Regions from separate parts of the Homo sapiens genome. Here region 1 is linked to region 2. Evidence: read pairs that join two places in POLR2A ChIA-PET (ENCODE). Cell type or tissue: Panc1. All regions are shown on one strand. Links, peaks and the distances in the headings refer to the core of each region. The heading gives the core; the rest is flanking DNA.

The links. ChIA-PET counts read pairs that join two places held together with the same protein. Peaks named below come from ENCODE experiments on the same cell type or tissue, not always from the same donor. Only the 100,000 strongest peaks of a DNase experiment are listed, where the experiment ranks them.
Region 1: POLR2A ChIA-PET joins it to region 2 with 7 read pairs; 2 of 35 experiments call an interaction of 5 or more read pairs at or near these places.

What each region holds. Positions count from the first base shown.
Region 1 is chr5:145,602,492-145,608,459 of GRCh38, forward strand. It overlaps a transcript of PRELID2 not described here. Among named protein-coding and RNA genes, the nearest start is that of PRELID2, 230 kb to the right of the region's middle. In Panc1, for the core only: no CTCF peak of the experiment used is centred there; no DNase peak of the experiment used is centred there.
Region 2 is chr5:145,493,523-145,499,490 of GRCh38, forward strand. It overlaps a transcript of PRELID2 not described here. Among named protein-coding and RNA genes, the nearest start is that of PRELID2, 340 kb to the right of the region's middle. In Panc1, for the core only: no CTCF peak of the experiment used is centred there; a DNase peak (open chromatin) is centred at 2,399.

The DNA.
Region 1 (5,968 bases), core at 989-4,988, 110 kb after region 2:
ACAGACAACAGAAATAGACACACAAGACTTCAGGTAATGGAAGTAGCAGATGCAGACCAGCTATGTTTATCACAGTAAAGGAAATAAAAGCCAAGAATTACTATTTTAACAGGAAACCAGAAACCATAAAAGTTGCCATACTAGAAACTTGAAAAATAAATGGAAATAAATTTTTATACATATAAATTTATATGAATAAAAATATAAATCTGTAATTGAGAACTCAATGGATAGGTTTAAGACCAGATTAAACACAGGTGAAAACAGAATCAATGAACTGAAAAATACATAAAAGAAAAAAATCAGAATCAAGCAGGAAGCAACAAAATGCGGGTGAATCACCTGAGGTCAGGAGTTCGAGATGAGCCTGGCCAACAAGGTGAAACCCCGTCTCTACTAAAAATACAAAAATTTGCCAGGCGTGGTAGCAGGCATCTGTAATCCCAGCTATTTGGGAGGCTGAGGCATGAGAATTGCTTGAACCCAGGAGGCGGAGGTTGCAGTAAGCCAAGACCGCGCCATTGCACTCCAGCCTGGGTGACAAGAGCAAAACTCCATCTCAAGAAACGTGAAAAATAACTCGATATTTTTTTTTCAGTTAGAGACATGGAGAACATGATGAGAAGACCTCACATACATGTAATTGGAGTCCTGAAAGAAAAGAACAGATACTACTATTGAAAGAAGTAAGTTCTGCGAATTTTACAGAACTGATGAAATACATCATAACATATTCAAGATAAATAAAAGCTAAATAGAATAAATAAAAAGAAAAGGACATAATTAAATCAGAGCAGCTAGAAAAAAAAAAAAGAAAAATCTTTGAATGAGACCAAAAAAATGATTACTATCGACAAAGAAGTAAAATGTAAACCAGGGGCTAACGGCTAACTTCTCAGCAGCACACTGCTTGAATGATTTCTTCAATGTAGTGAAGTAAAATGATTGACAACCTAAAATGTTCTACCAAGTGAATGTATGCTTTAAACATGGAAGCAAAACAAAGACATTTTTCAAACAAAGAACTGATAGTTCACCGCCAGAAGACTTACAAAATAAGACAATTACCAAGGGTGATCTCGGGCAGAAGAATACTCATTACAAATGAAAAATTAGAGATGCAGAAAAAGGTAGAGGGAAAAAGGATAAATATACAGGAATGCTTAAATAAGTATTGACTTTTAAAAATAATAATAATACTGACTTTAGGTTTTACACATACATACCTATACACACACGTTAGCATTTAATTTGGGAGGGGGTAAATATGTATTCTGAGGTGGACTGATTTTAGGAAGAGAATAAAAGTGTCAATTATTAAAATATTTTCATAAGTGAAGAATACAAGTTATAATTTCTAGGATAAACTTTAAAAAATTAGACAAAGACTAAGTAACTTTCAGTGTACCCAATAAATATAAACAGAATGATTAAATAGAATAGTCAATCTAGAAAAATAAATTAGAGAAAAGATGATATACAGCAGGTGAAAGGAAATTAAAAATACTAATAAGACAGGTTTCAGATATCAGTAATGACACTATATATAAATATCTTTTTTTTAGTAATTAGGTCAGATTTTTAAATTATATTTATATTTTTCTCTTTATTATTAACTTTTAGGTTCAGGGGTACATATGCAGGTTTGTAATATAGATAAATTGTGTGTCACGAGGGTCTGATGTACAGATTATTTTATCACGCAGGTAATAAGCATACCCAATAGACAGATTTTTTACCTACTCCCTCCTTCCACCCTCCACCCTCAAGTAGGCCCTAGTGTCTGTTGTTCCTTTCTTTGTGTCCATAGGTACTCAAGGTTTAGCTTCCATTCATAAGTGAGAATATGCAGTGCTTGGTTTTCTGTCTGTGCACTAGTTCGCTTAGGATAATGGCCTCCAGTTGCAAAGGATATGATCTTGTTCTTTCTTATGGCTGTGTAGTATTTCATGGAGTATATATACCACATTTTCTTTATCCAGTCTATCACTGATAGACATTTGGGTTGATTCCATGTCTTTGCCATTGTGAACAGTGCTGCAATGAACATAGACGTGTATACGTCTTTATGGTAGAATAATTTATATTCCTTTAGGTATATTCACAGTAATGAAATTGCTGGGTCAAGTGGTAGTTCTAAGTTCTTTGAGAAATCACCACACTACTTTTCACAATGGCTAAACTAATTTACATTCCTACCAGCAGTATATAAGCATTCTCTTATCTCCACAACCTCACCAGCATCTGTTTTTTTTGGTTTTTTTTTTTTTTTTTTTTTACTTTTTAGTAAAAGCTATTCTAACTGGTGTGAGATGGTATCTCATTGTGGTTTTGATTTGCATTTCTCTAATAATTAGCGATGTTGACCATATTTTAATATGCTTGTTGGCCATATATATATATATATATATATTCTATTGAATTATATATATATATTCTTCTGTATATATATATATTATTTTGAATATATATATATTCTTTTGAAAAGTGTCTGTTCATGGTCCTTTGCCCACTTTTTAATGGGGTTGTTTGGTTTTTGCTTGTTAATTTATTTAAGCTTTAAAGGGATTCTGGATATTTGACCTTTGTTAGGTGCATAGTTTACAAATATTTTCTCCCATTTTATGGGTTGTCAGTTTACTCTGTTGAGAGTTTCTTTTGCTGTGCAGAAGCCCTTTCATTTAATTAGGTCTCATTTGTCAATTTTTGTATTTGTTGCTCTTGCTTTTGATGTCTTCCTCATAAAATATTTTCCAGGTCCTTTGGTCAGAATGGTATTTCCTAGGGTATCTTCCAGGGTTTTTATAGCTTTAGGTTTTACATCTATATCTTTAACCCATCTTGATTTAATTTTTGTATACGGTGTAAGGAAGGGGTCAGGCAAAAATCTTCTGCATATGGCTAGGCACTTATCCCAGCACCATTTATTAAATAAGGAGTTGTTTCCTCATTGTTTGTTTTTGTCAACTTTGTCAAAGATCAGATGGTTGTAGGCATGCAGCTTTATCTCTGGACTCCGTATTCTGTTCTATTGGTCTATGTGTCTGTTTTTGTAGCAGTAGCATGCTGCTGCGGTTTCTGTAGGCTTGTAGTTTAGTTTGAAGTTGGGTAACATGATGGCTCTAGCTTTGTTCTTTTTGCTTAGGATTGCCTTGGCTATTCAAGCTCTTTTATGGTTCCATATGAATTTTAAAATACTTTTTTCTAATTAGTTGCCATACTAGAACCTTGAAAAATAATGGAAATAAATTTTTATACATATAATTTATATATATAAATTTGAAGAATGAAGAATGATGAATACAATTGAAGAATGTCATTGATAGTTTAATAGCAATAGCATTGAATCTGTATTTTGCTTTGAGCGGGATGGCCATTTTTAAAATATTAATTCTTCCCATCCATGAGTATGGAATGTATTTCCATTTGTTTGTGTCATCTCTGATTTATTTCAGCAGATTTTTTTAATTCTCATTTCAGGGATATTTCACCTCCTTGGTTAGCTGTATTCCTAGGTATTTTATTCTTTTTGTGGTTATTATTAATGGGATTGCATTTTTGCTGTGGCCCTCAGCTTGGACATTGTTGATATACACAAATGCTACTGATTTTTGAACATTGTTTTTGCATCCTGAAATTTTGCTGAAGTTATTTGTCAGATTTAGTAGCTTTAGGGCCAAGACTATGGGGTTGTCTAGGTATAGAATCACATCATCTACAAACAGAGATAGTTTGACATCCTCTCTTCCTATCTGGATGCCTTTTATCTCTTTCTCTTGCCTGATTGCTCTGGCTAGGATTTCCAGTCCCATGTTGAATACAAGTGGTGAGAATGTGAATCCTTGTCTTGTTCCAGTTTTCAGGAGTAATGCTTCCAGCTTTTACCCATTCAGTATGATATTGGCTGTGGGTTTGTCATGGATGGCTCTTATTATTTTGAGGTATATTCCTTCAGTGCCTAGTCTGTTGAAGGTTTTTCACATGAAGGGATGTTGAATTTTAAACAAAGGCTTTTCTGCCTCTATTGAGATAATGTGGTTTTTGATTTTAGTTCTGTTTATGTGATTAATCATATTTCTTGATATACATATTTTGAACTAACCTTGCATGCCATGGATAAAACCTACTTGATCATGGTGGATTAAGTTTTTGATGTGCTGCTGGATTCAACTTGCTAGTATTTTGGTAAGAATTTTTGCATCGATGTTCATCAAGGATATTGGCCTGAATTTTTCTTTATTTATTGTGTATCGGCCAGGTTTTGCTATCAGGATGATGCTGGCCTTATGGAATTAGTGAGAAGTTGCTCCTTCTCAACCCTTTTGGAATAGTTTTAGTAGGAATTTTACCAGCACTCCTTTTACATCTGGTAGAATTTGGCTGCGCTTTTTCTGGTTGGTAGACTTTTTATTACTGATTCAATTTTGGAACTCATTAGTGGCTTTTCAGGGATTCAGTTTCTTCCTGGATCAATCTTGGGAGGTCATATGATTCCAGGAATGTACCATTTCTTCTAGGTTTTCTAGTTTGTGTGCAATAGAGGTGTTTGTAGTAGTCACTGAGAGATTTTTATATTTCTGTGGGGTCAGTGATAATGTAACCTGTGTCATTTCTGATAGTGTTTATTTGGATCTCCCCTCTTTTTTACTTTATTAGACCAGATAGCAGCCTATCAATCTTATTTATTCTTTCAAAGAACAAAATCCTGGATTGATTGATCTTTTGTATGATTTTTGTGTGTGTCTCAATTTCCTTCAGTCCAGCTCTGATTTTTGTTATTTCTTGTCTTCTGCTAACTTTGAGGTTGATTTGCACTTGTTTCTCTAGTTCCCCTAGGTGTGATGTTAGATTGCTAATTTGAGATCTTTCTAACTTTTTGATGTGGGCTTTTAGTGCCATAAATTTGCTCTTACCACTGCTTTAGCTGTGTCCCAGAGATTCTGGTATGTTGTATCGTTGTTCTCATTAGCTTCAAATAATTTATTGATTTCTGCTTTAATTTTATTGTTTATCTAAAAGTCATTCAGGAACAGGTTGCTTAATTTCACGTAATTATATGGTTTTGGGAATTTTTTAGTATCGATTTCTATTTTTATTGCACTGTTGTCCAAGAGTGTGTTTGGTACATTTTGGGGTTTTTTGATTTTGCTGAGGGTTGTTTTATGGCTGATTGTGTGATCATTTTTAGAGTGTATGCCACATGCAGATGGGAAGAATGTATATTCTGATGATTTAAGGTAGAGAATTATGTATATGTCTGTTAGGCCTATTTGGTCAAATGTCAAGTTCAGGTCCTGAATGTGTTTGTTAGTTTTCTGCTACGATGATTTGTCTAATACTGTCAGTGGGGTATTGAAGTCCCCCATTATTATTGTATGCCTATTTAAGTCTCTTCATAGGTGTCTAAGAACTTGCCTTATGAATCTAGGTGTTCCCTGTATTGGGTGCATATGTATTCAGAATAGTTAGGTCTTCTTGTTGAACTGAACACTTTACCATTATGTAATGCCCTGCTTTGTCTTTTTCCATCGTTGTTGATTTAAAGCCCGTTTTTTTTTTTTTTCTGAAATTAAAATAGTAAACCCTGCTTTGTTCTGTTTCCCAATTGCTTGGTAGATTTTTCTCCATCTCTTTACTTTGAGCCTATGCTCATCACTGCATGTGAAGTGAGTCACTTATAGACAGCATACAAGTGAGTCTTGCTTCTTTATCCAATTTGCCACTCTGTGCCTTTTAATTGCTCATTAACATTCAAGGTTAATATTGATTTGTGCAGATTTGATCCTGTCATCATGTTGTTAGCTGGTTATTATGCAGACTTGATTGTGTGGTTGCTTTATAATGTCAGTGGTCTCCATACTCAAGTGTGTCTTTGTGATGGCTGGTAACAGTCTTTCTTCTCCATATTTAGCACTCCCTTAAGGATCTCTTGTAAGGCTGGTCTGGTGGTAATGAATTCTCTTAGCAT
Region 2 (5,968 bases), core at 742-4,741:
GCTTTTAAAATCTTACATGGTCTTCCTACCTGTACCCCCAATTCATCTGTCAGCTCTCACCTCCCAAGTCTCTGCTCCCATCACTCTGCTCCAGCTGTGTGAATGAGTCATCCCTCCTTGCTCAAGCTACTCTACCTGCTCTCGCTACCTGAAAAGTCTATCTTTTTCTTTCCTTCTCCGCCTCTTCCACTTCCTCTCTTTTCCTTTTCCTTCCCCACCAGACAAAATCGTTATTCCTTCCTAGAATATCATATCCATGATGAGGCTTCTCCTAAAATCCCAAGCTGGAAGTATTTCTTCTTCTGGAAGTATTTCTGCTTTTGTATTCCCACAGTTCTTAGCTTTTATATTTTTAAATGACTCTTAAGAATTTCCTTGCACTTAAACTATATGTCAGATGCTTTCATTGGAGTGTAAATTCCTTGAGGCTAGGCACCATATCATAACATGTTTTAATTCTTTTAAAACTTCGTAAGTCGCTTGTTCACAGTGATAATAGATTCCTGAACATTTACTTAGATTCACACACTGTGCATAACATTTTACAAGCATATCTCATTTGTCCTTCACAAAGCTCAGGGTCTCTTATTTTACAGAAAAGGAAAATGAGGCTTTGAGATGTCTATTAACTAGCAAAATGTCCTAACATTAGCAGATGGCAGAACAAAGATTGAAAATCAGATTTTCCTAATCCAAAGACTATGCCCACTAAACTATATTCTGTGCTATGCTGAAAAAGAATTAGTTCATTTAAATATAAATATAACTTTGACCAAAGTGTCAAATAGGCACTAAACAAGTGTGAAAATAGGCACAAATCAGTATTCAGTCTTGAAAAAATACTTCTTTGAAATATTTTCCGTATGTTGGACAATTTTCTAACTGAAAGCAATATAGGATTAATAAAACGTTTCAACTTTAAGGTCAACATTTATGTCATAGCTAGTTAATTGGTAGCTTAAATGAAAAGCCATCCTATAGATGCAAATCTTGACAAGATCACACATTTAAGTTAATGGTAACTGACATGTCATATCCAAGTAATAAGGGAGTTCCCTCATCAAGTCTCCAGAGGTCATTAAAGAAAAGATCTTGTAACAGGTTAAAAAAAATAAAAGAGAGAGAATAGAACATTTTAAGTATATATTCTTATTAAAGATATTGACAACAAATGGATATGTATTATGTACCATGAGAAGAAAAGAATATTAGATCTTACTTGAGACAATTCAAATTAATTTCCTTGGGGAAATAATGAAATCTAAAGCTGCAAATCTCATTGAATAGATAAGAGAATGAGAAAATGGGAGATAACTTGTTTAGGGGCAAAAATCTAGTCACATTTTAAGCTCAGCCTAAAATGCAAGTTTTACGATTCCTAATTCAGATGTCATGCTGCTGTTCCTCTCTGATATTCTTATATGTTAAGTGTGCCAATGACAATATGTCTTCAGCAGTAGAAAAAGATGTGATGTAAGCTGTTTGCATTTTTTAAGTGATGAAGGTAGCTATCAAATCATTCACAGAAGTGGTCTATGCTCACTGTCTCTCGTTTCCTTCCTCCCACTATCTCCTTAACTCATTTCAATCAAATGTTCGCCTCCACCATGCCACCAAAGCCATGTTGCTCAATCCAGTAGTCATTTCTCACTTCTCAACTAACCTGGCCTCTCTGTACTTATGGGCACAGTCTCTCAGCATCACCATTATCAGGCACTCTGCCCCTGCCTCTTCCGGCAGGCTGGACATTGAAGATCAGGCTGGTATGCAAGAGAATGATGCAAGGATATAACACAGTGTGAATTGAGCATCAGCAGAATCTGCTAGAACTATTTTTGGATGGAATCATTTAGGCAAAAGGCAACAGAATTTTGCATTTAGTCAATCCAAGCTTTCTTCCAACACAAAATTGTTCCAAGACTAACATCTCTAACTTGGTCTCATCTTGGCATTAAATAACCTAAGTGCTAAACCCCTTTTCTTTTTGGCTTCCCTCAAGGAAACAATTCCATCATGAATACACCCAGCCTGACTTTCAGAATTTAAAAATGTTTCATATTAGTCTCCTAGATTTTCACTTACATCTTAGAAGATTCTTTAGAAATTCTCACAGCCCTAGTTTCCTCAGCTAGAAAACAGGGATAATGTTAGCATGTCTTTCATATAACTGTTGTGAAGATTATATACAGTGATTTATATAAAGCATTTAGCTTAATGCATTAATAATGCTAGATTTAATTGTACTCATTAGACTTTGCTGGGATGGTAGGTTAGTTATCTCTTTTAAGGTAGTACGTGTTCTTTAAAGCTCTAAACTCTTCAATTCCCCTGGGTTTTGCACCAGTTCTTTGCTCTACCTCATTGAATAAAAATTGTCTGTGTCCATTAGCTTAGCTCAGAGTGTGAGTCACCGGAGAATGAGTCAGGTGTTCCATTACCATGTGCCCTTTATATAATGCTAAGTTCCTTCACAGCTTTAGCTCAGATACCAGTCAATCTCACAAAAGTTTGTCTGTCTCAAGGGCTAAGAAATATTCTTTATTATATACTATAGTAATACTATGTGCTATTCTTAGAAATTAGAAGCATGAAAAAAGACAGACAAAAATCTACCTTTATGTCTTTATAGGAGCTTACATGCATATAGAGAAGAAAGACAATTAAAAACACAAATAAGGACAATATACAAATTTGACTCGTGTTCTGGCTCTATTTTAGACTTGTTAAATTTGAAGTGCCCACTAGACATCCAAATAGGCAGTTAGATATCTGAACTGATGAGCAGAAGTGGCTAAAGAGCTCAGAGGCAAAGTCTGGACAAGAGATATAAACTTGTAGGTCACAAATATATACATAACATTGAAAGCTACCACAGTAGTAGGAAAATTAGGAGGTAAGTATATACAGAAAAAAAGAGATAACCTGGGAAATCCAATACTTGGAGATCTGAAAGTAAGAGATAAACCAGCAAAAGGAACCAAGAGGGATTGGCCAGCAAGTTAGGAGGAAAAACATGTTGCCAGTCAAGGACAAGCTTTGCCTGGACTACACCCAGCCAATGATTGGGCATGGTCAAGGCTCCACTTGTGACCACCAATCATCCTGCCTGAATAGCCTACTCTTGCTTGAAGACTCTCCATTGGTCTAGCTGAGATTTTCTCTGAACTGTGCTATGGTCTGAGGTTTCTCCTTCCTTTCTCCTTTCACAAGTGCCAAACCTACCTCGTGGTCTGAAAGTTCTTTCTTCCTACTCCTGTTCACTCCCCCTTGGTCCTTCATAGGTGTTGGCCTGTCTTGGTGTCTGCTTTTCATGCTTTTCAGACCAGACCCAATAATTTGGTTTTGTTCGTTTTTTTTAGAGTCAGGGCCTCACTCTGTTGCCTGAGCTGGAGTACAGTGGCATGACCATGGCTCACTGTAGCCTCAAATTCCTGGCCTCAAGTGATCCTCCCACCTCAGCCTCCTGAGTAGCTAGGACTACAGGTGTGTGCCACCATGCTCAGTTATTTGTTTTTAATTTTTATACATACAGGGTCTCGCTACATTGCACAGGCTGGTCTAAAACTCCTGGCCTCAAGTGATCCTCCCACCTCAACCTCCCAAAGCTCTGGGATTACAGGCATGAGCCACCATGCCCAGCTCAGTCTAGGATAATTTGAAGGCTTGTGTTTTGCATTATGTTTTAGAGATTTCCCAGGGGATTCCGTTCCAGTCATCCACTGTGCTTTTGTAGTACAGTATTGCTGGGTCATGATCTTTTCAAAATATAAATCAGATATGACTTTCCAGCTTGAAATCCTCATAGTAGGAAAAAAATGCAAGAACTACCACATGTAACGTTATGGCTATATGTCTTTATTAATGATCTCTTCCCTTTTCTGTATCCTTCCCCCTTAACTACCCATTTCCTTTGTGCCTTCCAATAAACTTCTTGCATTTAAAACTTTGTCTCTGGGGAAATTTCTACTAAGATATTACAGAAAGAATAATGATCAAAATGTTTACAGTGTTTTTCAGCAGTAACTTAGGAGTGTTATTGTTTTCAGGGTTCCAGGTAAGTAGAAACGCCTGCATACTAGCTATTAGACAAGTAAGTGGAAATTTCTAATGGCCACCGATCCACATAGCCATAAAGTTGCCTGTGCTCACTCAAGTAGTTTCGGAGATTTCCATGTTTCCAATCCCAGGAGCCATTGGAACAACAGATGGCTAAAATATTTTGAGGTTTATTTACCTGCAGAGACTGTGCAGTTAATGAAAAAAAGGTTAGCAAGTGAACCTAATGCTGGAGTGCACATCTGGATGGAAGCTTTGGACAGCTGGGCATGGATCAATTCTGTTGTCAAAGAATTGAGGATTGTTGTAACTTTCCCACAAGGCATCTGTGGAAGTCCCCTGTTTCTAAAAGTTTTGGCCCTAGCCTTAGACCCTGTGCTCTTGTTTGTCAACACTTGCCCTTCACTAATACTCTCAATCCACTGTTAGGTTAAACTAGGATTCAAAAGCCTCCCTCTGTGGGCACCACTGATAACTCTCTAAGACCCTGAGTTTTAATCAGCTCTTCATAATCCAGCCATGCATTCTCTAGAGAGAGAAACTTTCTCATACCACCCAGCTTCATCTTGGGTCCCTTGTTAAACTATAAAATAATTTAAAACAAGGTAAAAAAAAACTAAATTAGGAAGCTAAATCTTCTTAAGAACTCAGCAATTCTACTTCTAAGAATTTATGTAAAGACAATAGAATCAAGGAAGGTCAATATTATTTGTACAGCAAGAAAGGGCAACATAAATGCTTAAAAATATGATATATGTTAACTGAATTATTATATAGCCAAATGATTAAAATTCTACACAGTCAAGCATGGTGGCGTGCATCTGCAGTCCCAGCTACCCTGGAGGCTGTGGCAAAAGGATCACCTGATTCCAGGAGTTTGAATCCAGTTTGGACAATGCAGTGAGAACTTGTCTCTCTCTGTTTTTTGTTTGTTTGTTTGCTTTGTTTTGTTGTTGTTGTTGTTGTTTTGAGACAAAGTCTCACTCTGTTGCCTAGGATGGAGTTCAGTGGCACAATCTCAGCTCACTGTAACCTCCGCCTCCCGGTTCAAGCGATTCTCCTGCCTCAGCCTCCTGAGTAGCTGGGACTAGAGGCATGCACCACCATGCCCAGCTATGGTATTTTTGTTTTTTGTTTTGTTTTGTTTTTTGTATTTTTAGTAGAGATAAGGTTTCACCATGTTGGCCAAACTCCTGACCTCAAGTGATCTGCTGGTCTCAAGCTCCTGACCTCAAGTGATCTCCCTGCCTCGGCCTCCCAAAGTGCTGAGATTACAGGTATGAGCCACCACACCCGGCCTGAGAACTTGTCTCTTAAAAAAACAAAAATGAGAAAAAAATACTACACCATTACTGAAAACATGAAATAATATTCATGATATACTACTGAGTTAAAAAAAAGACAAAATATAAATAGAATTCTAAGGAAAATATCTTTTAAAGTATATTATATAGAGGCCAGGAGTTTGAGACCAGCCTGGGCAACATAGCAAGACTCCATCACTAGGAAAAGCTAAAAAATTAGCCGGGTGTGGTGGTGTTACCTTGTAGTTCTAGCTACTTGGGAGGCTAAGGTGGAAGGATCTCTTGAGCCCAGGAGGCTGAGGATGCAGTGACCTATGATCATGCTACTGCACTCCAGCCTAGACAACAGAGTGAGACTCCATCTCGTAAAATAAATTAAATGTTAAAAGCATATTATATAGTTATATATCTGCATGTTTATTTCTGCATATGGAGAAAGAAAAGACTAGAAGGATATCACAAATAGTTATTTCTAAGTTGTAGAACTCTTAGTGATTTTCCTCTCTATCTTTTTCTGAAGTTCTCAATTTTTTGATGATGAATATGATTCTTTCAACATAAGGCAGTAAAAATGGGCAAATACTAGTTTAAGAGAAGAGAAAGAAATT